Linked DNA regions of Homo sapiens: region 2 is linked to region 1. The links are chromatin loops, found by intact Hi-C in ENCODE. Cell type or tissue: IMR-90. All regions are shown on one strand. Each heading gives the region's core, and the rest is flanking DNA. Links, peaks and the distances in the headings are about the cores only.

Region 1 (16,881 bases), core at 5,345-9,344:
ATCATACCGTTCTTAGGTTTCTCAATAAAATAACAAGCTGTTATTTTTCCAGCTAGTCATTTAACACTTTAATTAGCATCTTTGGAAATCTTTTCATCTTTACAAGAAATTTTTTTTTTTAAAAAAACAAAGTTCTTGGTTGCTGTACCCTCAATTGAGGTAGGAGTTATTAAGAAATTATTTTAGGCACATAGGAAAAAAAGGGGTCCTTGGAAGATTTTTCGCAGCTCTTATCTAGAATGAAAGCCTTGGGTCTTAGACCCGGGCTGGCAACCTTTGATATGCAAATGTTAGCCATTAGAAACTGGGTCCACCTAACATGGCGATTCCCACCGTTGTCCTCTTGCCCTTGCCCCCACATGTGCCTGGCAGTATGGCTGCCCCTACATATCCCCACGTGTTTGGAACATCATGGTGCCCCGCATTTGCATATTAAAAAGAGAGGGTGGGAGGGCCAGTTTTTTCGCCGGCTACGTGAATGACATGCCTGGTCAAACCAATGCCCTGAGCTCTATGCAAATCAGACACTGCCTCCTCCAGCCTTCCAGTATAGCTGGTTGATACTACCTGAAAGTGGGGTTCTGTCTCTTGGCTTTGGAGCCCCCCTCCCTCTGTCTCTGTAGAGGCGAGCTTTTTCTTTCTTTCCTCCCCCTTCTCTCTTGCCTATTAAACTCCCTGCTCCTTAAAACTACTCCACGTGTGTCCATGTCGTTTTTTTTCTAATTCAACTTAAGAGGAAGAATCTGGTGTTCCTCCACTCATCAGAGCCGTATCACAATGATAAAACATGTTGTTTTGAAATCTAAGTTTTAAAAGATTATGGGGAGACTTCCACTTCCAGTATGTAAGGAGTCCAGAAGTCACCACAGCATCCTAACAAAAAGTAAAAACCTGAACAAACTGAAAAATCAACAACTCTTCTTAGATATGTAAGAGAAGTAAGGTCACAGGGCAAACTGTTGTCCCCAAATTGGACAGACAGGTGGCTATGGAGAATCACAACTTGGCAGTTTAAAAACCCACAGCAGAAACCTTGCAGAGAACCAGTGCCTGGTTAGGAAAACCTAAACTGTGACTGAAGAATTGCTGGAGGTTCAGTGTGGACAAGCCTGAAAGATTAAAAACTCCAAAGGCAGCCCAGTCATAGGGAGGCCGCACATTTATTTTTGAGTTTTACCACTAAGAGCTCAACCAGGTCCTCATAGTGAATACCAGAGAAACATACCCTCATGCTTCCAACAGAGGGAGGAGAAAAGAGAATATCTGCTGCATTCTGAAATATGCCAGAGTATTCTCTTCTTAAGAAGGCCTGCCCTCAGGAGAAACTATTTTAACAGAGCCTAATCTGTTTGGAATTTTTCAGAGCCTAACCTGCTGGGGTATTATCAGAGACTAACCTACCAGAAGGAGGGGCAATACCCAAGTCTGGCACCTTCTAGCCATCCTGTCCCAACTAAGCAGGAAGGCAGGAAGGGAGGTACAGAGGTGGCAGGGGTACTGAGAAGCTGAGAAGCCCTGGTGTTCACTGTGCAGTCTCAAAGCCTCACTAAAGATTGGGACCTAATCATAGGACCACAGAATGGCCCCTTACCAACACATACATGCACACACACGCCCCTTGCCACTACATCACTCAAGGCCCACTTACTGCAATTCCTTTTGCCCAATACATTGAGAAAAGAAAAAGAGCTCAAAGCAGTCTGAGCTATGTGAGGCATGCAAAATTTAGTAGGCCCAGAGAGACATGAATATGGGACTTCAGTCACTGGCCCCTCAAACCCAGGGGCAATTGTTTGAAGGCATTTTACTGGCTACCTGTCTCACCCATCGTCTTCTCGTTCCTGGAGTTTGTGATACAAAGAACGAATGTATAGCTAACCAAGAGCTTCTGATATTTTAATGTAAATTCTTGGTAACAACTTAGGAACTGCCTTTTCTTTTTTCCTTAAAAACCCACTTGTAACACTGCTAATCAGAATGTATATTCAAGGCAAATAGAATCTATGCTCTCTGGTGGCCATCCTCAAGCTTTGGGCTCAAAGTCTATACTTATTTTCTAATCTTGTTATTTAAGGTTAACAACATCATATCTGTCTTTCAACAAAAAATTACAAGGCATACTAAAAACGGGACAGAGACTGGACAGACATCAGAATGAGAGTCAGATATGGCAACAATGTTGCAATTATCAGACCAGGAATTTTAAAAACTATTATTAATATGTTAAAGATTTTATGGTTAAAGTAGGCAACACTCAAGAACAGATAAATAAGATGGAAAGTCTAAGAAAGAATCAGAAATGCTAGAGATCAAAAACACTAACAGAAATAAATAATATTTTTGATGAGCTCATTAGTAGACTAGACACCACTTAGAAAAGAATCTCTGAGCTTGAGAATATAATAGAAACTTCAAAATGAAAAAAGCAAAGAGAAGACTGGAAAAAAAAAAAAAAACAGAACAGAATATCCAAGAACTGTGGGATTACTACAAAAGGTATAAGTTACATGTAATGGGAATACCAGAAGGAAATGGAATGAAGCAATAATGTCTGATAATTCCCCAAAATTTTCCTACATCAAACCACAGAGCCAGGAAATTCAAAAAATATCAAGAAGGATAAATGGCACCCCCCACCCCCCCCCCAAAAAAAAAAAACTATACCTAGGCACACCATTTTCAAACTACAGAATATAAAAAAATAAAGAAAAAAACCCTGAAAGAAGCCAGAGGAAAAAAACACCTTATGCATAGAGGAACAAAGATAAGAATTATATCTGATTCCTTAAAAATCATGCAAGTAAGAAGAGAGTGAAGTGAAATATTTAAAAGAAAAAAAAAGCCTCACCAACCTATGATTTCATATACTGCAGAATTATCCTTCAAAAGTGAAAGAGAAATACATTCTCAGACAAACAAAAACTGAGGGGATTTGTTGCCAGGAAAACTATATTTCAGGAAAAATTGAAAAGTTCTTCAAAAAGAAGAAAAATGATACAAATCAGAAACAGAACTATGTAAAGAGAGGAACAGCATCAGAGAATGAATAAGTGAAGGTAAAATAAAAACTTTTACCTTTTATTTTTAATTAGTCTAAAAGATAACAGTTTGATCAAAAGAATGCCAACAATGTACTCAAATATGAATTATTACTTATGCATGAAATAAATGACAGCAATGATACAAGGGACAAGAACAAGGAATTAGGATTATTCTGTTATTACAAGGTACTTCACTACCTATGAAGCAGTACCATGTCATTTCAAAGTGGGCTGAGATTAGTTGTAAATTTATATTGCAAACTCTAGGGTAACCATTAAGAAAAGTTAAAAAATAGAAGTATAATTGAAATGCTAAAAAGAGAGAGAGGGAAAAAAAAAAAGCAATCATATAAAATGCAGCTTCATTCACAATTCCCAAAACTTAGAAGCAACCAAGATGTCCTTAAGTAGGTAAATGGAAAACTATGGTACATGCCGACAATAGAATGTTACTCACTAAAAAGAAATGAGCTATCAAACCTTAAATATTGCTAAGCGAGAGAAGCCAATCTGAAAAGTCTATAAACTGTACGATTCCAACTATATGATATTCTGGAAAAGGCAAACCTATGAGACAGTAAAAAGATCAGTCATGTCCAGGGGTTAGCGGGAAGGGAGGAATAAAGAGGTGGAACACAGAGCATTTTTAGGGCAGTGAAATTATTCCGCATAATACTATTATGGCGGATACACGTTGTTCTGCATTTGTCAAAGCCTACAGAACGTACAACACCAACAGAGAACACGAATGTAAACATGTAAACTATGGACTTAGGTGATAATGAAGGGTCATTGATGTTAACAAATGTGCCACACTCTGGTAAGGCATGTTGATAGTGGGGGAGGCTGTGCGTGTGTGTGTGTGGTGGGCGGGAGTAGATATAAGGGGAACTCTATACTTTCCACTCAATTTTTCTAAGATCCTAAAACTGCTCTAAATAAGGAAGTTTACTGATTTAAAAAGTATATATGAAAAGGGTATTCACTTAGAAATTGAGCTTTCATTCCTATCCCTGTCCATCCCACTTTCTCTCCACCCTACTCTCTTTAGGCAACCATTTTTACAACTGCCGGTGTATCCCAGTTGTAAAACTTTCCTTAGGAAATGCAAGCAAATTTAGAAATATATGCTTATACCCCTGCATTTCTTAAATAAAATTTAGCACACACAAAAGCTTATGAAAAATACTGCCCAAAGAAAGGAAGGGAAAATCAGAAATGAAAACTAAGTAAGAGTAAGAAATATTCTCAATAGACCTAGACAGAAAAATGTATTTAGAATTATAGAACCAAAGGATGAAACTATCTTATTTATAATAATTTTAATGCCTCAAATTTATAATGCAAAAAGATGTTTCCCTAATTGCAATGGCATATTGTCTATACTGTCAAAACACTTTCATATACACATTTCATCTCACCTTCCCAATAGTCTGGCAAAACAAGCAGAGTAAACATTATTTATTATCCTCCTTTAACACATGGGGAATCTGATAGGTGATGGAATTAAATCTTCTGATTCCTAGTCCAGTGCTTTTTGGCTACTCAATGTTATTAGAAAATATTTTACTTTAATTATTCGTACCATTTGCTATTTTCCATTGCTCTTGTTAAACCTTTGTGCAAATTTTTTCATATGCGAGTTTTTGTGCTGATAGAAGACAAACAACATACTTTTACAAGTCTAGAAATATATTTCCTTAAAAAGAACACAAGAAAAAGGAGAGTATCTCCTTCCTTAAACACAACAGTCTCACTAGTCCCTTGTTGTATTCTCCACATCCCTATATTTTAAGTTCATGAATTATAACACATTTGGAAATTTGATAAATTTCATAAAACTCTAAGACATGAAGTTTACCTTCAAATTTCATTGCCTGAAATTCATTGTAGTTTATTAGCTACCAAGATACAAAGTCTGTGACATTCAAGAGTTCCATGATAAGAACCAAAATCTCTTTACAAATTAATCTCCTACTAAACTCAACATGAACTCTTTTCTCTAGCCAAACTAGTCTATTAAGTATTTTCCAAAACTACTATTTACCTTCTTATGTGCTTTTCTCCTACCATTCACCTATCTTGAATGTCTTCCTATCTGCCTACAGAGTCTTCTCATCCTTCAAAGCCCCTCCATTAAAGTCTTCTATGGAAAACATGATGTTGTGCAAAGAACATAAATCTGGAGACAAGCCTGACTTAGATTTTAATCTAGGCTATGCTACTTACTAACTAATGTCTCTGAAGCTGGGTTTCCTCATCTATAAAATGGGGCAACGTCGATTTTAGATGACATCTGAATCACAGAATTTGTGTTAGAATACAGTGAATAGCACAAAGAGTTAAATAAGGATTAGAACTGATCATTAGAAATAAACTTATTACTCATTTCTTGAGCTCACTGTAATTTGCTTGTATAACTCATTTAGCAATCCACAGTCTGGACTCACTCCATCATCTCTTATACTTTGGCCTTAAATGATTATTTAACTTGTGGTATTTTAAGTTTTATTTCTATCTTAGGTTTTGTGCCTCCAAACAACTGAAACCTTTTCAAAAGCCACAACTATATGCTATACCCACTTACTTACAATTCCACATAGTTTAGCACAATGTTACTTATAAAAGAGGACTCAAAAAATATTTCCTCAGTAAAGCATTTGCTGAAAATAGTCTATCCAGAAAATGAGAATAACATTTTAAGGAGCACATTAACACAATGGAGCATCCACAGAAAGGTAAAAGTAGAGAAAAGGAGGGAGGGAGAAGAGGTGTAGGAATGGGCAGAGTGTGTGGTGGGGGGTTAAGACAAGGAAGGTAGGAAGTGTATACAAATTGTTATAACAGAGAAACTAGAGATGTTTAGATGTTTAACCTAAAGAAGACTTCAGAAAGCATGATAACTAGAAGAGAAATAAATTATATGTGACTCTAAAAGCAAAACTAGAACCAATGACTAAAATAAAAAGAAATTCAAGGCCGGGCACGGTGGCTCATGCCTGTAATCCCAGCACTTTCAGAGGCTGAGGCGGGAAGATCACCTGAGGTAGGGAGTTCGAGACCAACCCGACCAACATGGAGAAAACCCACCTCTACTAAAAGCACAAAAAATTAGCCAGGCTTCATGGCGCATGACTGTAATCCCAGCTACTCAGGAGGCTGAGGCAGAAGAATCGCTTGAACCCAGGAGGCGGAGGCTGCAGTGAGCCAAGATCGCACCACGGCACTCCAGCTTGGGCAACAAGAGCAAAACTCTGTCTCAAAAAAAAGAGAAGAGAAGAAATTCAGCTTAATATAAAATAAAATTTTATAATATTAGAGCTGCCCAACAATGGAATAAATACGATTCATTTAAAAGTACCTTGTAAAATTAGATGTACTTAAGCAGAGCTCAAGGTTGAAATGGTTTTCAGTCCACATAACAGTATCTCTAACAAGCCTGGCAGAATGAAAGATACTACAAATACCTCATATTTACTTTCACCAATCTAGGCATATAATTTTCAGAAGCAGTTATTCCTTCTCAAGAATTACATATAAACTGGGTGAAATCTCTCAATTCCACAAGCCTAAGACTCTATGTTTAGTAACATTCTTCAAATATTCAACGAAATAGTATTTTCTGTAAGTATTTTTAAATGATAGTCCTCAGCTAGGATTTTGGATTACTGTTTAAGCCACAAAATAGCACTTTCGTTTCTCATTCTATAACTGACTCTTGAGACCACAATACCATCTTTAAGGCTGCACTGTGGCAAGAAGTGGTAGCTATGCCTGTAATCCCAACACTTTGGGAGGCTGAGGTGGCAGGATCACTTGAGTCCAGGAGTTCAAGACCAGCCTGAGCAACACAGTGAGACCCCCATCTCTACAAAAATTTAAATTAAAAAAAAAAAACTGCATTGTACAATTTTCAAAGCATTTCCATATCTTTATTTTCAATAAAAACTGTGACAATCAGATACCCACAGAGAAAAGCACACGAATAGGCAAAAGCCAAACAGAGATCTGATAAAATACAAATTGTTTAATTAAAGTAGTCTTCCTTTAATAATGTCTTAGAACTTCAATACTAATTAAATGAAACAGCAATTAAGACACCCACATCTTAAAAAGCAAACACTGAAACAGAAACATTCTACTCCTTGCCACATTCATGTTCTTCTCAGAGATCACTCTCACCACCCAAAACTTAAAAGAAACAGTCACTGCTGTCTTAGAGCATAGTTCTGAGTGTGGTCACTACACCAGCAGCAGCATCACCACCTGGCAACTTGTTAGAGATGGCAATTCCCCAGCCCGACCCAACCCACTGAATCAGCACTTCTGCAGCTGACTCAACAATCTGGGTTTCAACCACCCTTCCTCCATAGGATTCAGATGCATGCCAAAGTTTGAAAATCACTCTTAGAAAATGGTTTAGTTTATTTCTAACTTGGCAGTATCCCTTTACGTACTTCTCCTCAGCATCTTTCTCTTTCTCACATTTTGCACCATCCAAAGATACTCTCATTTGAATGATTAATTCACCAACAACGTTCTGCTGTTTCCTACTTTCCTCTTAAAATGTGAGGGTACCTTTTAAATCATCCAATATATCCTTAATTTATTTCTTATTTTTTGTGTGTCCTTCCAAATTCATGCTGGTATTTTTAAAATTTTTAAATATAAAGTATTAATAGTTTATAATTACTCCATGAACATCAAAATTATCACTTTCATACAAAAAAAATCTCTTTTGACACATACAATCCTTGAAAGTATTTTCTTGAGAAACATAAAATATATAATACAGGACTTATTTAGCAAATGAACCTATGACTTATGGTCTAGAATTCCAGCTAATTTAAATATGTAAGACTCAACTATAAGGAAACTGACCAATGCATACTCCTTTTGAGATGGAATTCATATGTACATTTAAACAAGAGTGGTTTTTTAAGAAGTGATTTCTAGAAATGCTGACTGGAAGTGAGAACTTTTTTTTTTTTTTTTTTTTTTGGAGACAGAGTCTCGCTCTGTCACCCAGGCTGGAGTGCAGTGGCGGGATCTCGGCTCACTGCAAGCTCCGCCTCCCGGGTTCACGCCATTCTCCTGCCTCAGCCTCTCCGAGTAGCTGGGACTACAGGTGCCCGCCACCACGCCCGGCTAATTTTTTTTTGTATTTTTAGTAGAGACGGAGTTTCACCGTGGTCTCGATCTCCTGACCTCGTAATCTGCCCGCCTTGACCTCCCAAAGTGCTGGGATTACAAGCGTGAGCAACCGTGACCGGCCGAGAACTTTTTTTTTCATAGATTTAGGGGGTACAAGTGCAGCTTTGTTACATGGACATATTGTGTGGTTGTGAGTTATGCAATATAGTGTACCCATCACTTGAATAGTGTACCCTGTACCCATAGGTAATTTCTCATCCCTCACCTCCTCCCACCTTTCCTAGTCTCCAATGTCTATTATTCTAGGAGTGACAACTTTTAGATACTATACATGTACATGTATGTATAAGCAGGCACATCGGTTCTGTAATGCTGACAAATAATAACAACAACAAAGCAAAACAACCAAAATCATCTCAAAATAATTTTTTTTGGTTGACGATAAATGTATCCAAGACCATAATTAATAAATCTGGCAAGAAATAGGCCTCTGTTGCTAGATATTACATGGTAACTCACAGCCAGGTACAATGAAGGACTGTTTTACCTGTGTACATAATGTAGCTGATGAACTGAGTCAATTGCTATCACCATCTCAGCCAAGTAAAATCTAGCCATATCTTCAGGCAATCTATCTTCAAATTTGCTGAGTAGAGTAAGCAAATCCCCACCAACATAATAATCCATAACCAGGTACTGTGAATGAAAAAAATAAAATGTACTCAGTAAACTAATAAGGGTGAAAAATCAATATACTGTATCCCAAGGTCAACAGGACTGGGTCAAATATTTATGCAGTTAATTACATATGCTGCTAATTAACAAGAAACTGTGTAAGATGATGATCAGCAGTCATTACAAAACTTCTAAATTTCATACAGCAGTAAAACAAAATTTTTAAAGACTGGGGCAGAGAACAACACAGGGTTACCATTGTTGTATTTTGCAAAGAGCTAATATCATCATTATTATCATCTTCACCTACAACAATGGAACACAGCTTTCCAAGATTTTAGAAGAATGAACATTTGAATCCACCCCCTCCCCCAAAAAAACAATGAAAGAAAAAACTTGGAATACAGGATAGTCCCTACATTGAAAGAAATTCATATTATCATTATGTTTTCCTTATTTCACCTTGGATCAGTAAGAACTTTATTAGAACCAGCATCAGCCTATAGATCAGCATTTAGAAACCACTACTACGTAGAATATAGTAATTATCACCATATGTGTCTCTTCCCATTTCTAATACTGTAAAAATATCAGAATGGGCTTTTCTCAGGTGTATATAATAAACAGAAGCCAACTAATTTTAGATATGGATCCTTATGGGTATGTATGTGGTGTAAAGAAACGATGAGAAGAGTACATCAAACTGTTCACTGAGATTCTGTAGGTTGTTAGATTACAGCTGATGTTATAACTTTATGTTCTACATTGCTTTATAAGCATGTATTACATATACATGTGTATTTGTGTGTACATTATATATTATTTTTAAGTGAGGGAGAAAACTAGACATAGTGGAAAAATGGGTTTTGTAGTCAGAGAAACCTGTATTCAAATACTGACTCCATGTTGTAAGTGGATGTTGAAAAATTAATCTCTGTGACATTTCATTTTCTCATCTACCTAACTACAATAATGATAATGTAGCACTTAGCATGAAGGCTAGTGAGTACAAGACACATGAATGCCTTGAAATTAAGGTTTTATTACAGAATGAAGATATTGTTTCAGGGATATTACTGAGTTGACATTAAGATTTAAAGAGTCTTGAAAAAATTCAAATTCCTTTTATTACTATATGTTAAAATTACAAACATAGGAAATGTGTGTTAAACCAAAGAAACTAATTTCGCATATTTAAAGCCTTGAAAATTAGGGAAGCAGAATATATTTAAAATCCTGTGTCTTTGGCCTACTTGCTGTATTTACTAGGCCCAACGTTTTTGTTTGTTTGTTTGTTTTGAGACAGAGTCTTGCTCTGTCGCCAGGCTGGAGTGCAGTGGCGCAATCTTGGTTCACTGCAACCCCTGCCTCCTGGGTTCAAGTGATTCTCATGCCTCAGCTTCCCAAGTAGCTGGGATTACAGGCACGCACCACCACACCCAGCTAATTTTTGTATTTTTAGTAGAGACGGGGTTTCACCACGTTGCCCAGGATGGTCTTGATCTCCTGACCTGGACGTCCCAAAGTGCTGGGATTACAGGCGTGAGCCACCACGTCGGGGTACCCTAACGTTGAACTGACCCTATCCTGACAATTTACTTTTGATTAAAGTGTGAAGACTATTTTCTTATAGACAGAGTCTATAAGACTAAAAGTCTAAAGTAACAGTTAAATAATCCATTCTTTCTCCTCAATTCAAATGAAATGTCCCTTCGTCATATTTTAAGATCCCAAATATACTTATATCTGTTCCTAATCTATTCTGCTATGGTTACCTATTCCTATATTATTATATCATATTGTTCTGATTGGTTAATTTTATAGTAAAATTGAATATTTGGTACTCCTAATCACAAACTACTTTTAAAATATTACCCAATGTAGCTAAGGTATATTTATACAAGTTTTTAAAAAACATAGACTGAGAGGTAATATTCATAATAGGTCAAGGATATAATCCTAAAATAAAGAGCCCCTTCCAATTGTTAAGAGAGGGACAAACAATCCAACAAAACTAGGCTAAGAATATTAACAGATAATTCACATAAGAGGGAACACAATCAGCCAATTAATACATGCTGAACCTCAATAGTCACTAGGGAAATGAAAGCCAAAGCAACAATCATTGATTTGAGGAATCACTGGTTAAATTACTAAAAAGACCATGGCAGCTTTGGGGATTTTTTTTTTAAAAGAGCTCCAGTCCAATGAAACAATGCTAAAACATCTGAAAACATGCAATAAATGAGTTATGTGTCCCAAAATGAGCATTTCAAGGAACAGATATAATTCTAGAAGTCTTCGTAGGAATATCAGGAAACTCTTTTAATTCTCATGCTGCCATAACAAAGAGATTAACAGTCAATCTTTAGAGCCTCACCTTATAGTTAATCCTCCTTGCTTTCTTTTTACTATTAAACAATACTTTTTTTTTTTTTTTTTTTGAGACAGAGTCTCCCTCTGTTGCCCAGGCTGGAGTGCAGTGGCGTGACCTCAGCTCACTGCAAGCTCCGCCTCCAGGGTTCAGGCCATCCTCCTGCCTCAGCCTCCCCAGTACCTGGGACTACAGGCGCCCACCACCACACCCGGCTAATTTTTTGTATTTTTAGTAGAGACCGGGTTTCACCGTGTTAGCCAGGATGGTCTCGATCTCCTGACCTCATGATCCGCCCGCCTTGGCCTCCCAAAGTGCTGGGATTACAGGCATGAGCCACCGTGCCCGGCCCTAAACAATACTTTTCTTAAAAAAATTACTTTTCTAATAATTTCTGTCTTCACAAATTGGATTCCTATAAAGAATTTAGAGTTCATATGAGTTACTACAATTAATTTAAAATTCAAGTATCTTTCACCTTTTAAACAAGTTACATATGTCAGTGCAAGATATTTTCCTTTTTTTCCTCAACCATAAAGTAACTAATCAGGAAACAATTAATAAGAAAGTACAGAACGAACAAATTTCACTGGTTCATTATATTCTAGTGTTATGTAAGTGATAAAAATTTTATGTGTCAATGTTGATATAACTAAGCAGCTTTGTATTTAATGAGCTTTTCTTAAAGAAAAAAAGATCTAATCACATAATAATATCTACCATTCATTAAATTATGTGCCTTTTTCTGAAACACACAAAAAGTCTACTTGCTATAATTGCAAATTTTTTCATAAACTATTGTAGTAAGTAGGTTAGAAATGAAAGTTATTTGCCACAGCTTTCTAGAACCATATAGCATTATAAATTATGTTCTTTACTTGGCAATTTAAAAGCTATCAGGGTTAAAAGTTACTTTGAAAAACAATTATATATAATAAAATTTCCTTTTTTGGTATCTAAAATTAGCTTTGTCGACATTTTTTAATGATTTTTGCTAATATTGTATAAATGTTCAAAAGGCAACCTTTGATGATAACCAAGACCTCTGACTCTTGAGATGAATGAATATATGATGAAGGCTCCCCTAAAGAAACACTGGCAAGTTACAGGAGATTTGACTACTAGAGTGTTTCATTCCTCCTCCAGTTACGTCTTTAATTCTATTTTAGTAATTATTGAGGGGTATATACAGACTATTTTTCCCTGAAAAATGTCTTTGAAAAAGAAATGTTAATCCTAATGTCAAATACGAAGAATGCAAATAAAACTAAACAAGAGGAGAGAGATAAATCACAGTTCAGGCTTTTTTTGCTATATAAAATTTGGTATTTGGGTACTTTATTTCTATTAATATACCTACAAAATTATATAATTATTTCTATATTTATACCAAAATGTAGACTTTTAAGCAATGCACAAATCTGCAGTGTTAAATTTATCTATTACAGAATACACTGTCATAGTGGATTTTATTCATTATTTGAAAACATTTTGAAAATTATCATGATACATTGCTATAATTTTTCTAGGCAAAGATGTGGGATGTGTTTTAATTTGTTCTTACAAATGTTATTAACAAACCCATGCAGATTATCTTTGCATGATACATTCATCCCTAAAATTTTGTATATTAAGTATAATAAATCCAGTTAAAACATCATTCTATTCAATTTAACAACTATGCATCTAGCACATACAAAAAACTCTATGCTATGGTTTTTACACAATTCTCACTATAACCCACAATAATATATATGGCTTATATGATAATTCAGTATATTATAAAAGAAATGTGTCATGAGACCATATTCACTCTTACTACTTACTTGTCATGAACTCTGTCATTTTCTATTCTATTTAATCTTTAAAAATGTTCCTTATGGCTGGGCATGGTGGCTCATGCCTGTAATCCACACACCTTAGGGGGTCAAGCTGAGAGGATCACTTGAAGCCAAGAGTTCAAGACGAGCCTGAGCAACAAACTGAGACCCCATCTTAACAACAACAACAAAAAAATTAAGTTAGTGGGGCACAGTGGCACACACCTGTAGTCCCAGTTACTCAAGAGGCTGAGGTGGGAGGGCTGCTTGAGCCCAGGAATCAGATACAGCAGTTAGCTCTAATTGGGCAACAGAGCAAGATCCAGCAAACAAAAAAAAAAAAAAGAAAAGAAAGAAAGAAAGAAAGAAAAAAAATGTTGCTTGTAACTAACTTGATTTTATTACCCACTAATGGGTCACAATCTGTAGTTTAAAAAAACATTATTATACTCTATAAGCATGTAAGGGATATAAAAGACTAGTAATGACACTGTTTGAACACCTAGATCTGGCCTGAAATCAGATAAACCCCATGAGCATTATAGAGTTGCATAAACCTTTATTTTTTTTCCTTGTTTCCAGTGGGGTTGGAAAAACCTTTAATTTTATTTTAGGTAAAGATGGTACAGTCCATGTAACATATTTAAATGTGTTTTTTTTTTTTTGAGACCGAGTCTTGCTCTGTCACCCAGGCTGGAGTGCAGTGGCATTATCACTGCAAGCTCTGCCTCCCAGGTTCAGGCTATTCTCCTGCCTCAGCCTCCCGAGTAGCTGGGACTACAGGTGCCCACCACCACGCCCGGCTAATTTTTTTGTATTTTTAGTAGAGACGGGGTTTCACCGTGTTAGCTAGGATGGTCTCAATCTCCTAACCTCATGATCCTCCCGCCTTGGCCTCCCAAAGTGCTGGGATTACAGGCGTGAGCCACCGCATCCGGCCTATTTAAATGTTTCTTAAAGTTGTATCAAAAAAAATCAGAGATACATGTGTTAGTTATGTAATAAAAATAATTTAAAAATGTAAAGTTAGAATGAGATGAGAAAGATTAATTTCAGTGGAAAATTCTGGAAATGATTATTTTAAGATGAATTTGAGCACAATTTTAAAGTACTAGCTGGACTTCAACAGGAACAAGGGAAGAGGAATGGTACTGGTGTTAAAGGTATCATGAAAAACTCCTGAAGACCGTCTATAGAACTTAACCAATGGAAATTAAATGTTTGGATTTAGTTTTGACTTGCTTATTAAAAAGCATAAAGAATTCCAATGAAAAGGTATCAAATTTCCAGGGAGAAAAAAAAACACCACATATCAAGTGAACAACTTACCCTGTATGAAATGCACTTAATTTTCTATATGAAACCTACATTTAAACAATGCTTAAATAAAAATAATGCTAATTCTTCCAACAAAAAAACAGTATATAGAAATACAAAAATGATTCTTACTAAGTTATTGTCATCCTGGAAAGCATAGTGCAAGGTTGTAATCCATTTATTGTCTCCATTCACTAATACATCCCTTTCTTCACGAAAACATGCTGTCTGAAACACAAAAAGAAAATTTTTAGAGCATACTTTATGTAAAACTAGGAAATATACAAAGAATTACTATGTTTATTATATTATTTCTGTTCTGGAAAAGGAATACACCTGATATTATAAGACATTTCAATAACACAAGTTTCAAACCACCCTCAGAAACTGGGCTACTGGAATAGTACCTTTTAAAAATATATTTTATATTAAATAATACTTTTATAGTTCAAAACAATGAGAAAAATGCACAGAATAATTTAAGAACCATGGACCAACCCACCATCCAGATAATATAAATGTCTACATTTTGCCATATTTACTTCTGATCTTTTTAAAGAAATAAGATGTAAATTGTATCCTTCCTACTCCAAACTGTGAACCCATTCTCTTCCCTTTCTCCCCTGCTGTAATAATCTGAAGTCAGTGGATAGTCCAATTATATGACTTGATCACACATGTATATGTCTACAAACAACAGATTTGTGTTTTGAAAATTTTCATGGGCCGGGCGCAGTGGCTCACGCCTATAATCCCAGTACTCTGTGATGCCGAGGTGGGCAGATTGCTTGAGCACAGGAGTTCAAGACCAGCCTGGGCAACATGGTGAAAACCTGTCTCTAACAAAAATACAAAAATTAACAGGGTGTGGTGGCATACACCTGTAATCCCAGCCACTCAGGAGGCTAAGACGGGAGAATTGCTTGAACCCAGGAGGCACAGGTTGCAGTGGGCCAAGATCGCACCACTGCACTCCAACCTGGGTGACAGAGTGAGACCTTGCCTTAAAAAACAAACAAACAAAAAAAAAACGAAAGAAAGAAAGAAAACAAAAACAAAAAAAATCTATGTGAATGGTATAATTTTATCCTTTTGCAATTTGATTTTTTTTTTTTCTCAAGAATGACTGTTCTTCTTTTAACTGCTATGGCGTACCATTGTTTGAATGCACTATAATTTATTTATGCAACCCCCAACCGTGGAAACACAGGTTATTTCCAGTTTTGTATTATTATTATACAATGTTGGAATAAACATATTTGTACAAATGTGCAAGAGTTTCTCCACTGTATACACTTAGAAGTAGAAATGCTAAATGAAAATTTCAACTCCACCATTTAGCCAATTGTCTTTCCTGAGTGCTATACCAATTACTATCTCCACCCAGAATATGAAAGCTCTGCTTTTCCCCACATCCTCAACTATATGTGACATTATTAGACTTTTAAGTGGTTGCCAACATGACGGGTGTGAAATAATATCATTATTCCTTTAATTAACATATTCCTAATTACAGGTGCAGATAAATAGCTTTATATACACTTACTGGACACCTGAACTTTGTCTTTTAATTGTTCACTTCCCTTGTCCATTTTCTCTAATGGATTGTTTTTTCAAATTGATTTTTTAAAGTTGTAGTTTATTCTGAGAATACACTTCCACTACTATAAAAGTATATCCCGAAGAACCTTAGAAATATATGAACAAAAATAAAAAAATAATTGTTTAACCTTTTTTTTTGAGACAGGATCTCACTCTATTGCCCAAGCTGGAGTACAGTGGTACAATCACAGCTCACTGCAGCCCAGGCTCCTGGGCTCAAGTGATCCTCCCACCTTAGCCTCTCGAGTAGCTGGGACTACAGGTGCACACCACTATGCCCAGCTAATTTTTTTTATCTCTTTCTAGAGACGAGGTCTCACTATCTTGCTCAGGTTGGTCTCATACTACTGGGCTCAAGCAATCTTCCAGCCCCCTCAAAGTGCTAGGACTACAGGCATGAGCTACCACACCCAGCCTAAAAATCAATTTTATGTATCATAATTTTGTAATACATTAACTAAAAAGAAACAAAAATAACACTATGACAGAAACTTCAAAGATAACTCTAAGAAAGTAAAAGTCTCCCTGAGTCATGTTCCCATAGTTTCATTGCCCAATTGTTGTGTGCAGAGGTTACCATTATTAACTCTTTGGTCAAAATCCTCTCAGAAAATCTGTGTCTATATAAGCATGCATGTGCACGTGCACACACATACACACACACACACAGATTATATATTCACATGGTATCCCACCTCCCCTATATTTTTTGGTCTTTATACAAATGAGATTATAGTGCTCTGTAAGTTTTTTTTTTTTTTCAAGTAACAATGAATTTGAACATCCTTCCGTATCAGTACACAGAAATCTACCTAATTTTTTCTTAATGGCTACACCATATTCCAGATACACTAAAAACATTATCACACAGTATGCTATATATAATAAGTGATTATTA
Region 2 (13,459 bases), core at 7,026-11,025, 65 kb after region 1:
TCCAAATTGGAAAGAAAAAAGTCAAATTATCCTTGTTTGAAGATGATATGGTCTTATATTTTGGAAAACCTAAAGACTCCACACACACACACAAAAAAACTTATTCAAACTGATGAACAAATTCAGTAAAGTTGCAGGATACAAAATCAACATACAAAAATCAGTAGCATTTCTCTATGCCAACAGTGAACAATCTGAAAAAGAAATGAAAAAAGTAATCCCATTTACAATAGCCACAAATAAAATTAAATACCTAGGATTTAAATCAGCCAAAGAAGTAAAAGATGTCTACAGTGAAAACTACAGAACACAAATGCTATGGTCAAATGGCATAAGAATAAAATGCTATTATTTATTTGTCCCCTACAAAAAAATGTAAAAATTCATCAAGTTATCTATGTGTATTTTTTAATTGAAGTATATAAACATACATGTGAGGTATGCACACACACACACATACATCAATATACTGATGAAACACTGATGAAAGAAACTGAAGAGGACACAAAAAACTGAAAAAATATTCAATGTACATGGGTTAGAAGAATCAATACTGTTAAAATATCCATATTGCCCAAAGCAATCTACAGATTCAATGCAATCCCTGTCAAAGTATTAATGACATTCTTTCACAGAAATAGAAAAAATAATCCTAAAATTTATATGGAATTACAAAAGACCCAGAATAGCCAAAGCTATCCCAAGCAAAAAGAACAAAACTGGAAGAATCATATTACCTGACTTCAAATGATACTACAGAGCTACAGTAACCAAACTAGCATGGTACTGACATAAAAACAGACACATAGATTAATGAAACAGAATAAAGAACCCAGAAGGAAATCCACATACATACAGGGAACTAATTTTCAACAACGGTGCCAAGAATGTTAGGGAAAAGACAGTCTCTTCAATAAATGGTGCTGGGAAAACTGGATAACCATATGCAGAAGAAGGAAATTTGATCCCTATCTCTCACCTTACATAAAAAACAAATCAAAATGGATTAAAGATTTAAGTCTAATACCTCAAAGTATAAAACTACTAAAAGAAAACATTGGTGAAAATCTCCAGGACACTGGTCTGCACAAAAATTTCTTAAAACACAGCCAACCAAAGCAAAAATGGACAAATAAGATGACACGAAATTAAAAAGCTTCTGCACAGCAAAGGAAACAATCAACCCACAGTGAAGAGACAGAATCAAACCACAGTGAAGAGACAACCCACAGAATGGGAGGAAATATTTGCAAACTACTCATCTGACAAGGGATTAATAACCAGAATATACAAGGAATTCAAACAACTCTATAGGAAACAATCTGATAATCCAATTTTTAAAATGGGCTAAAGATTTGAATAGACCTTTCTATAAAAAAGACATACGAATGGCAAACAGGCATATGAAAAAAGTGGTCAACATCACTGATCATCAGAGAAATGCAAATCAAAACTACAATGAGGTATCATCTCACCCCAGTTAAAATGACTTTTATCCATAAGGCAGGCAATAACAAATGCTGGTGAGGATGTGGAGAAAAAGGAGATGGGGATGATTAATGAGTACAAAAAAAACAGAATGACGAAGACCTAGTATTTGGTAGCACAAGAGGGGGACTGTAGTCAATAATAATTTAATTGTCCATTCTGAAATAACTAAAAGAGTACAACTGGATTTTTTGTAACACAAAGGACCAATAATAATTTAGTTGTCCATTTTGAAATAACTAAGAGTACAACTGGATTTTCTGTAACACAAAGGATAAATGCTTGAATGTCCATTTTGAAATAACGTGGATATCCAATTTTCCATGATGCAATTATTAAGCATTGCATGCCTGTACCAAAATATCTCACGTACTCCATAAATATATAAACCTACTATGTACCCACAAAAATTAAAAAAAATAATAATAATAAGGCCAGGCATGGTGGCTCACACCTGTTAATCCCAGCACTTTGGGAGGCCAAGATGGGTGCATCACCTGAGGTCAGGAGTTCGAGACCAGCCTGACCAACATGGTGAAACCACATGTCTACTAAAAATACAAAAACTAGCCAGGCATGGTAGTGGGCACTTGTAATCCCAGCTACTCGGGAAGCTGAGGCAGGAGAATCACTTGAACCCGGGTGGCAGTGGTTGCAGTGAGCCAAGATTGCACCACTGCACTCCAGCCTGGGCGACAAGAGCAAAACTCCATCTCAAATAAAAAAATAAAAAATAAAAAAAGAATGCTATGGTCAAATGGCATAACAATAAAATGCTATTGCTTGTTTTGTACCCTAAAAAAATGTAAAAATCCATCGAGTTATATGTGTGTATATTTTTTGAAACTGAAGTGTGTGTGTGTGTGTATGTGTGTGTGTGTATACCATAATATACTTCAATTTTTTTTAATTTTAGGACCTCAAAAAATATATTTTCAGACAAATAAAATCAGATAATTTGTTATCAGCAGACTTACACTGAAGAAATACTAAAGAGGGCCAGGCACAGTGCCTCACAACTGTAATCCCAGCACTTTGGGAGGCTGAGGCAGGAGGACTCCTTGAGCCTTGGAGTTTGAGACCAGCCTAGGCAACGTAGGAAAACCCCGTCACTACAAGAAAATTTACAAATTAGCCAAGCATGCTGGTGCACAGCTATAGTCTTAGCTACCCAGGATGCTGAGGCAGGAGGATCACTTGGGCCCAGGAATTCAAGGCTGCAGTGAGCTATGATCACACCACTGCACTGCAGCCAGAGAGACAAAGCAAAACTTTGTCTCTAAATATTAAAAAGAACTATTAAAGGGAATTTTTAAGTCAAAAGGAAAATGATCCCAAAGGGAAGTACATGAATGTGAAGAGCAGAGAAAATACAAATATGTGGGTAAACCTAAATAAATAGGTACAATATATATGTTGGGGTTTCAAATATAAATGGAACTAAAATATATGACAGCAATGAAAAAAAAAAGGTAGAAATTGGGTAAATGGGAATTGGCAAAATATAAATTTACCAAGGATACATGTGGTAATTGCCAGGGGAACACATAAAAGAAGATAAAATTGGGAGGTATGATTTAAAATATTCCATTAATCGAAGAAGAAGCAAGAAATGAGAGAAAAACAACACAAAATGAGCAAAACAAATATAAAACAAGTAGTAACATCATTACATGTTAACTGATTAAAAAACAAAATCTAATTATATTCTACTGAACAGTAAACATACCATATGCTTATAGAAAGCTAAAACGAAAAGGACAGAATAAGATATTTAATGAAAATACTAATAAAAAAGAGCTGGAGTAGTTCCACTAATATCAGATTAAGGAAAATTTAAATCAAAAAACACTATAGAGATCATGGGAACACTCCATAATAGCGAATGAGTTAATCACCAGGAAGATATAATAACTGTACATTTGTTATCAGCAAAAACTGAAAGAAATAAAGAAATCCTCCCTCAGGAAATGACAGTAAGGATATGGAAGATTTAAACAAGATTTTGAACTTGACCTAACTGATATTTACAGAACACTGCAGAGCAAATTTCAAAGGATTCTAATCACATAGAGTATGCGTTCTAACCACTTTTAAATTACATTATAACTCAATAAGAAAAACTAGAAAATTTTCTAAATGTTTAGAAATTTTTTTAATGAACTTTAAATTCATAGATCAAAAACAAAAATTTAAAATCACACTGTATTTTAAGCAAAAAATATATACATATATATGACATACCAAAATATGTCTGCTATAGCTAAAAATGCTTAGAGGAAAACATATAGCCTTAAACACAGGTTTGAAAAGAAGGGCTAGATATCAATGCTATTTTGAAAAATCAGAAAAAGAATAGCAAGATAAAACCAAAGAAAATATTATAAAGTGCAGAAATTAAAGAACCAGAAAACAAATCTACAATAACAAAATTCAAAAGGCCAAAAGTTAATTCATGGAAAAGATAATAAACTGATAAACCCCTAGCAAGAAAAATAAAAAGAGAGAGAAATGATCAATACAGTAACAAGTTTTAAAAATTAGATGAAATGGATAAACCTAGCAAAACTAATACATACACAGAACAAGTCATTTTATTTCCATTAAAGAAATTAAACATTATTTAAAACTTTTTCACTAGCAACCTCTGGTCTCAGAGGCTTCACCAGTTAAATCTTGTAAGCATATCAGGAAAAAAATAATAACAATCTTCACTAACTCTTCTGGAGAATACTAAAGGAGGGAACATTTCCCTCTTCTTGTAAGACCAGTATAACCAAGATACCAAAATCTGATCAGAACATTCGAAGTAGGAAAATTACAGGCCAATTTATCTGAAGAACACAGGTGCAAAGATCCTATCAACACACAAAAAGCACATGAAGTCCGTTGGTACATATAAAGGGGGTAACATATCACAAGTCAGTTGGGCTTATTTTAGGAATGCAAAGATTGTTTAACATCTGAAAATATAACAGCATAATTCAACACATTAACAAAGTAAAGGAGAAAAACCATGAGTGTCCCAAAAGATGCAGATAAAGTATTAATAAAATTCAACAAAATTCCTATTTGAAAAGTATAACAAGGTATAAGATCAATAAAATTAAATTCTACTTCTAACTACTACCAAGAAAACAATTAAGAAATGAAATTTCACAAACAATTCTAATTAAAATAATATCAAGACTATCACATATCCAGGAATAAATCTGCTGAAAGATGTGGAGGTCTTCTATACTGAATGAACACTACAAAACGGTATTGAGATAAATTTATAAAGCCCTAAATAAATGGAAGAATATACCACGTCTATGGATTAGGTGACTCAGTAGTATTGTTAAAATGCCAATTGTCTGCAAACTGATCTCCAGTTTCAATACAAACTTTACCCAAATTCCTGGAAAAAAGAGAGAGAGAGAGGAGACAAGAGAAGAGAGAGGAGAGAGAGAGGAGGGAGAGAGAGAAAGAGAGCGAGAGAGAGAGCGAGAGAGAGCGCGCGCGCGTGCGCGTGCATGTGTATCTTTACAAGTGAGTCGAAATTGAAAAACTGATTCTAAAATACTATGAAAATATCCTTTAGGAGGACAAGGTGGGCAGATCACTTGAGGTCAGGAATTTGAGACCCGCCTGACCAACACGGCAAAAACCCAACTTGACTAAAAATACAAAAATTAGCTGGGCCTGATGGCGGACGCCTGTAATCCCAGCTACTCGGGAGGCTGAAGCAGGAGAATCACTTGAATCCGGGAGGTGGAGGTTGTAGTGAGCCAAGATCATGCCACTGCGCTCCAGCCTGGGCAACAGAGGGAAACTCCATCTCAAAAATAAATAAATACATACATACATACATACATACATACATACATACATACATTCATACATAAAATAAAATACTATGAAAATATCAGGGGAGGAGAGATGGGAGAGGGGGAGAAAAAGGAAGTCAGAGTATATACACTACCAGGTATCAAGATTCCTTATAAACTAGAATAAGACAGACCAACAGAACAAAAGAAGAGTCTAGAAACACACTCATATTTACATTGACATATGAAGTACATGTGAAAACATGATCTTAGAAAAAATTCCCAGTAGAAATATTTCATTCAACACTTTATTTTCTGAGCTATTATATCAATCACAACAGCACAATCAATCACATCAATCACAACTTAACAAATATTGTTTAACAAGTAACAAGTAACAATACTTGTTAAATTCTCTCACAATTGTGTTCAACAGCTTCCAAAATAATTAGCAGACCTTCTATCAAATCTTAATCTCTTACCTCCCCAAAAGCTCCTCGACCAATCACCTTTAATATTTCAAAGTCTTCTCTATGTAATCGCATTTGTTTCACTTTAGAAGTAAATGGTTTAGCTGAAATGAAAGAGCAATATCAATTATTTTCTTAATAAAATGTGATGCAAATTAGATATAAATAATGGTGTTTCTTAGTTACACAAAAATTCAAATTATGATTTAAGAATTGTCAAAATATTTAAAAATCCCAAACTATATGAGAATAAACAGATTTAATTTCCCTAAGAAAACAATATATTTTCTTTTATTTCTTACATATGAATTACATTTTTGGTGAGAAATGTATGTTTAAACTCCAAATAACATATAAAAGAATGCAAAGCAAGGGGGATGTAAAAATGAGACCAGTTTTAACATTCTATCAGCATTAAATATATATTTTAACACAAAGATATAAAAAATAAAAGCAGATTTCATGGCACCAGAGAGCTCTTCAGCAATTCCCACCAAGTAAACTCATGTTTCTTTCACGCTCATTCATTTGTTCCTTTAAAATGCGTTAGCAAACGTCTACAGTATACAAAGCATGGTGGCAATGACTGGAGTTTTTAAAAATTTGATTATGATATGATACTTTCCTTCAAGAAACTCTTAGTCTTCATTCAAGAAAGACAAGTATGCATATATGCAGACACAAAATTTAATAATGTGATAAAGTTTTAAGTGCTTCAGAATTAGTGAGAATAGAACACTAATTATGTGGATACTAATGCTTCACACAAAGGAGATAACAGATAAATTGAACCTTGAGGACTAAATAGAATCTTGCTGCTTTGCCTGGGTTTGACAATGTAGATATTCCAGGCAAGAGGGAACAATATAAGCAAATGAAGAGAGGCGAGGAAGTGAATTTGGGGTGTTAATGGTAAATAATCCATGGTAAAGAATTGTGAGAAGAAATGCAAAGAAATAAGAGCTAGAAAATGGAAAAGGCTTTGAATTTCATTAAAGGAATTTAGATGTAATCTTATTAATAATTTTAACTGGTAAATTAAAAATGTTTAATGATTAGAGCAATTACATATTCTGCTGCCTCTAAGAGAAGTTTAAACGTGTCTCCTTTCCTCTCCTCAGGTCCCTCTTTATTCTAACACAAAAAGGAACTGATATGATTAAAGGATCATAATACATGGGTGTAGCTGTCTTCTCTCTTCCTTCCATGGAGCCAGAGTGTGATAAGATCAAAGATACATATTTGAGCATTAGGGGAGTGAAACAGATAGGTCATACAGTTTGCTCTGATCTAAAAGTATGCATTTAGCTCTAACTAGCTTCGAAAACGGGTATTCCACACTGCTTAGTCAAGTCCACTAGGGATTTCTGTATTTGTGTTTTGTAAGGAAAGGAAAGAGAGAGAGGATTTCTATCTGGAATTGACACAACAGAGAAGAGAAAGAGAAAAAAATTAGCTGAACGTGGTGGCATATGCCTGTAGTCCTTAGCTACACAGGAGGCTAAGGCAGGAGGATAACTTGAGCCCAGGTATTCGAGGCTGCAATGAGTCATGATCATACCACTGCACTCCTGCCTGGGCAAAACAGCAAGATCCTGTCTCTTAAAAAGCAGTAATAAAAGAATTAATAATAATAAAATTCCATTTGCAACAGCATCCAAAAGAATAAAGTACTTAAAGATAAATTTAACCAATGAGGTGAAAGACTTGTACATTGGAAACTACAGAATATTGCTGATAAAAATTAAAGAAGACTTAAATAAATGAAAAGACATCCAGTATTCTAGATTGGAAGAAGACTTAATATTGTTAATATGACAATGTTACCCAAAGCAATCCACAGATTCAAAGCAATCCCTATCAAAATTACAATGGCATTACAGAAATAGAAAAACTCATCCTAAAATTCATATGGAGAGAGAGAAAAGACAACCCATAGAATGGGAAAAGTATTTGCAAATCATGTATCTACTAAGGAATTAATACCAGAATATACAAAGAACTCCTACAAGTCAACAACAAAAAACCCCAATTCAAAAATGGGCAAAAGTTTTAATAAACATTTCTCCAAAGAAGATAAATAAAAATGAAAAAAGAATGAGTTCATGTCCTTTGCAGGGACATGGATGAAGCTGGAAACCATCATTCTCAACAAACTAACACAGGAACAGAAAACCAAATACCACATGTTCTCACTCATAAGTGGGAGATGAACAATGAGAACATACATGGACACAGGGAGGGGCACATCACACACTGGGGCCTGTTGGGGTGGGGGCCAAGAGGAGGGAAAGCATTAGATAAATAACTAATGCACGCGGGGCTTAAAACACAGATGACAGGTTGATAGGTGTAGCAAACCACCATGGCACATGTATACCTATGTAACAAACCTGCATGTTCTGCACATGTATCCCAGAACTTAAAAGTAAAATAATATATATATGAAGATATATAAAAATGGCCAAAACACATATGAAAAGATACTCAACATCACTAATCATTAAGGAAATGAAAACCAAAACCACAATGAGATACCACTTCACAACCTCTACAATAGCTGAATTTTTTAAATTAATTAAATAAAACAGAAAATAACAAGTGATGAAGAGGATGTGGAGAAACTGGAACCCTCATTCATTGCTAGAGGGGATATAAAATGTTACTGCTGCTTTGTAAAACAGTTGGGTAGTTCCTCAAAAAGCTAAACATAGATTTACCAACATATCCCAGCAATTCCATTCCTATGTACCCAAGAGAATCAAAAGAAGAGATTCAAACAGATATCTGTACAATGATGTTCATGACAGCATTATTCGCAGTAGCCAAAAGGTGGAAATTATCCAAATGTCCATCAAGAGATGAACAGATAAACAAAATGTGATATATATATACAGACACACACACACACACACACACACACACACACACACACACACCAGTATGTTAAGCAGCTTTAAAATGAAGTTAAGGTCTGATACGTGCTATAATGTGGATAAATCTTGAAAACATGCTAAGTAAAGTAAGACAGGCATTAAAAGGCAAATATATTATGTCACTTAAATGAAATATCTAGAATAGGCAAATTCATAGAGACAGAAAGTAGATTAAAGGTTACTAAGGGCTGGGGGACAGGAGAATGAAAACTTATGGCTTAATGGTTACAGAATTTCTCTTTGGATAATGAAAAAGTTTTAGAGACAGCTATGTGATGGTTGTTACATAATATTATAAATATAATTTAATGCCACTGAATTGTACATGTAAAAGTGGTCAAAATGGCAAATTTTGTTATATGTATTTTACCACAATTTTTAAAAATTAGTAAGATATCAAAACCACTGAATTGTATACTTCAAACAGGTGAATTGTTTGGTATGTCAATCATGTCAGTAAAGCTGTTTTAAAACAAAATAGGAAGATGCTGGGCACAGTGGCCTGTAATCCCAGCACTGTAGGAAGCCAAGGCGGGTGAATCACCTGAGGTCAGGAGTTCAAGACCAGCCTGGTCAACATGGTGAAACCCTGTCTCTACCAAAAATACAAAAATTAAATGGGCATGGTAGTAAATGGGCGCCTGTAATCCCAGCTACTTGGGAGGCTGAGGCAGGAGAATCACTAGAACCCAGGAGGCGGAGGTTGCAGTGAGCCAAGATTATGCCACTGCACTCCAGCCTGGGCGATTGAGTGAGACTCTGTCTCAAAAAAAAAAGGAAGAAAACTTTTTTAAAAATCACACGCAAGTTTGACAAGGTGGGTGAAACCTTTTTTAAAAAAAATTACACACAAGTTTGACAAGGTGGGAGATACATACAGACCTACTAGAACTAAAAATGGGGCCGGGTGTGGTGGTTCACGCCTGTATCCCAATACTTTGGGAGGCCAAAGCAGACGGATTGCTTGAGTCTAAGAGTTCAAGACCAGCGTGGGCAACGTGGCAAAACTCTGTCTCTACAAAAATACAAATATAAAAATCGGCCAGACACGGTGGCTTGTGCCTGCAGTCCCAGCTACTCAGGAGACTGAAGTGGGAGGGCCACTTTAGCCCAGGAGATGAAGGCTGCAGTAAGCTTAGAGGGCGCCACTACACTCCAGCCTGGGCAACAGGGTGAAACCCTGTCCGGGAAAAAAAAAAAAAAAAAAGAACTGAAAATGGGAGCCTGACTATCCCCCCAAATAATTGTAACACCAGTCTTCTATACTTAAAAGCAGTTTTGATTTCTACTATATCACAAAATCACAAAACAAAGGCATCCTTAAACCGAAACCTAGCTCCCCCACCCAGACTAAATCAGAAATTCAGAAAAAGTGTGCTGCAGAGCTGACACTTCAGGTAAATTATACCTATTGACTATTCTAATTTGGGGTAAATATGAACACAGAACAATAAATATTAACAATATTAAGTGTCTATACAGGGGTATACAGTTATCTTGTCATATGATGATACCCTAAGTAGTATAAAGAAAATGAATCAAAACAAAGCTAAGGGTTATACAAATCATTACTGAGCACTCCATTCATAATGTCTGGGATAATTTAAAAGATGCCTTAACAAGTTATAGCTGAGAGTTCAGAAATTCAATGATAGAACCAAAAGAATCATGTATCAATTACTTGAATATTTCTTATTTCTATGCTGCATTTGAAAAAAAACTGATTATACGTTCAACTTATTCCTGAAAAAAGTTCATTAGCAATATTTAACAAAAGTGCTTTTATACAAAGATATGTTCTTAAAAATTATATCCACCAAAAAGTTCATTTCAAGCACACTCTATGATTAAAATAATTTTGAATATAAAAGACAAATTGCAAAAGACTTTATATTCATTACAACAATTGAAAAAGATATAATAATCACTACGCTACTGCCCTTGACAAAAATCAAGGGCATATAAGGGACTAATCAGATCTGTTGCGCTGGTAGATAAATGACATGCTATTCTGAATAGATGCTATTAGTGATATTTCACAAAGTACTACATCATCTAATGATAACAATACCTTGACTTTCTTCAGTGCTGTATACTTAAATGACTTCACTTGTGGCACACACTTTCTGAGGTATCTGCCACGCCGCCTCCCTCCCTTTTTCTGAAAATCTCCCCCTCAGTTCTCAGGGGTGGGCCAAGTGCATATTGTGAGGCCCCATTTAACTGGCCAGTGTTAACTGAACCAATATGGAAATCTGACCTAAGCTGGGGGACAAGTAATTTCAAACCTAACTCAGAGTCAGTCTCTGCAGATGATTACAAGAATTAACATACAAACTCAGCAAGTGTTGAGGCAAACATCCTACTATGACTCTAAAAGCAAAAGAGAAAATCAGTTCCACATAATGAAAGAGAAAAACAAAGCAGATGCATAGAGAAAGGCAAAGACAATGAGAAAAGGAAGTGTTCCGATAGCTTCCTTATTCCCGGTGTTCTGGCGATTCCTGACATTTGATTGCATCCCCGCCTTGTATTTCCCGAACAAGCCTGAATCTTACACTAAATACTTGGTTTTTAGCTCACAACTAGACACGGTTAGCTTCCAAACTAATACGTAATTTAGTTATCATAAAATCCATAAGGTACATATTATTAACCCTCATTAATATTATAAGGCCTAAACATAGTATGTGACTTGCTGGCCTAAACTTGACTAGTAAGTCACAGTACTACTATGACACTGCTAGCTCAGAGAAGGACACACCAACTTAGAAGTAATAGCTTAGAAGTAATAGTTTTATGTAAATTATGACAACTTGTCCAAACTTCAAGAATGTGATATAAAAATAAACAAAACAGAATCCTTTAATCATTGTCTTAATGTACTCTAGTTTTAAAAGTACTTCTTGGCAAAACAAAAACAAAAACAAAAAAAATTGATTTGGTACTAAGGACAAACTTTCTGTGTGATAATAATAATCTTAGCAGGCATTATTTTATTGGGAGCCATCTAAGCCAAGTACCATACTAAGAACTTCCCATTTTACAGAAAAAAAAAAAAAAGGTTTAGAAAGATAATATAAATTCCTGAATATTAAATACCTAGTAAGTGGCAAAGACAGGATTAAAACTCAGATCTATCAGGCTCCAAAAGCCTTTCCAACATAACAAGTTGCCTCTTTATTCCCAAAAGGTTTGAAATAAATACAGATGCTGAAATTAAGAGATTCAAAAGTGAAATAATTCTAAGTTAAATAAAAAAGATCTCTGAAACTGAAAAGAACAAAGTATGTTTCTATGTGAGTTCCTAAAACACTGCCTGGGGTTCATTGTTTACTGTTTAATGAACAGATAAATGAATAATTCTAGAAGAAAAAGAACTCAAAGTTCCAATACAAAATGCCTGGTATACCTTGCAAGGTACATCTTTCTCCCTACTCTGTGTAGCCCAAGATCCAACAACAGAGTCTCCTTCAATTCTCCCATCCAACCTCCTTCCTCCCTACAACTACTGGCCAGGTGGTAGGAACATAGATTGCAAGCCACTAGTGATAGCTACCATGGTGTCAGAAAGAAAGTGTCCAATAGAAAGAGAGAGTGGAAAGGCAGAGGCATAAGTGAGAAGAAAAGATGAGAAATGAAGACAGAGTCTGAAGGAGTAAGATAAGGCCTGGAAGAGAACAGAGAGTGCTGGAGCAAGAAATTTTAACCTTCCCTTCACCCATTATTTTCCTTCTTCTCTTTCGTCTCGAATTTCTCCAGTGGGTTTCCATTCTACCATTCTTCTTCTCCCTTATCTGCAATGGAATAACATAAGAATCTGGAACCAACAGTAGGGCAGGAAAAGAGAATAATCCATGCAAAAGGGAGACTAGAAGAGAATAGGGAAGAATGAGAAAAGAGTAGTTAATAAAGCCATGTTAAAACTGTTATCAATTATGCCAGGCTCTGTGTCTAAATTCTGTAATACTGTGACTATACATTAATGAGTTAAAATATACAAAGAACAAAGTTACAGGTGGTATATTTGAGACTTTTTACAATCACAGACACATGAAGGTTAAAAACAGTATTATTCACCTTTAAGCACCAGTATCTTTCATATTAAAATTTTTTAACAGAATAATTGAGTTTTTCTTTTTTTTTGAGACAGAGTCTCGCTCTGTTGCCCAGGCTGGAGTGCAGTGGTGTGATCTCACCTCACTGCAACCTCCACCTCCAGGATTCAAGCAATTCTCATGCCTCAGCCTCTTAAGTAGCTGTAATTACAGGTGCGTGCCACCATGCCCAGCTAATTTTTGTATTTTTAGTAGAGACGGGGTTTCACCATGTTGGCCAGGCTGGTCTTGAACTCCTGACTTCAGGTGATCTGCCTGCCTTGGCCTCCCAAAATGCTGGGGTTACAGGCCTGAGCCACTGCACCTAGCCTGAGTTATTATTAAACAAAGTTTCAAAATAGTCCTTGTGCATATATGGGCTTGACAACACAGTAAGCAGTAACACAGACCCACACATACACAAATACACATAGAAATGCTAAATAAAACAAACAACCATGAGAGATTTTAAATATACAATCAAACTAATGAAGGAGAAGAAAGGAAGAGAAATCCCCAAGAATTAGAAATAAAGAAAAATAATCAAAACTTTAAACACAGGAATAGATGCTGCAAAAGCAAAAGTCCTGGACACAGGCCCTAACAGGTGCCTGTTAGGGATCATTCGATCCACAACGAATGAAGGTATTGCTGGTGGC

Evidence for each region. A loop is a pair of places that touch in the nucleus more often than their neighbours do. Peaks named below come from ENCODE experiments on the same cell type or tissue, not always from the same donor. Only the 100,000 strongest peaks of a DNase experiment are listed, where the experiment ranks them.
Region 2: it touches region 1 in a loop (2.0-fold over the local background); 1 of 110 quality-filtered maps calls a loop at or near these places.

What each region holds. Positions count from the first base shown.
Region 1 is chr1:227,185,044-227,201,924 of GRCh38, forward strand. CDC42BPA (CDC42 binding protein kinase alpha) reads right to left here. Exons shown (of 37, transcript NM_001394014.1): 4 at 14,514-14,609; 5 at 8,743-8,891. Among named protein-coding and RNA genes, the nearest start is that of CDC42BPA, 130 kb to the right of the region's middle. In IMR-90, for the core only: no CTCF peak of the experiment used is centred there; a DNase peak (open chromatin) is centred at 7,338.
Region 2 is chr1:227,248,285-227,261,743 of GRCh38, forward strand. CDC42BPA (CDC42 binding protein kinase alpha) reads right to left here. Exons shown (of 37, transcript NM_001394014.1): 2 at 5,780-5,871. Among named protein-coding and RNA genes, the nearest start is that of CDC42BPA, 63 kb to the right of the region's middle. In IMR-90, for the core only: no CTCF peak of the experiment used is centred there; no DNase peak of the experiment used is centred there.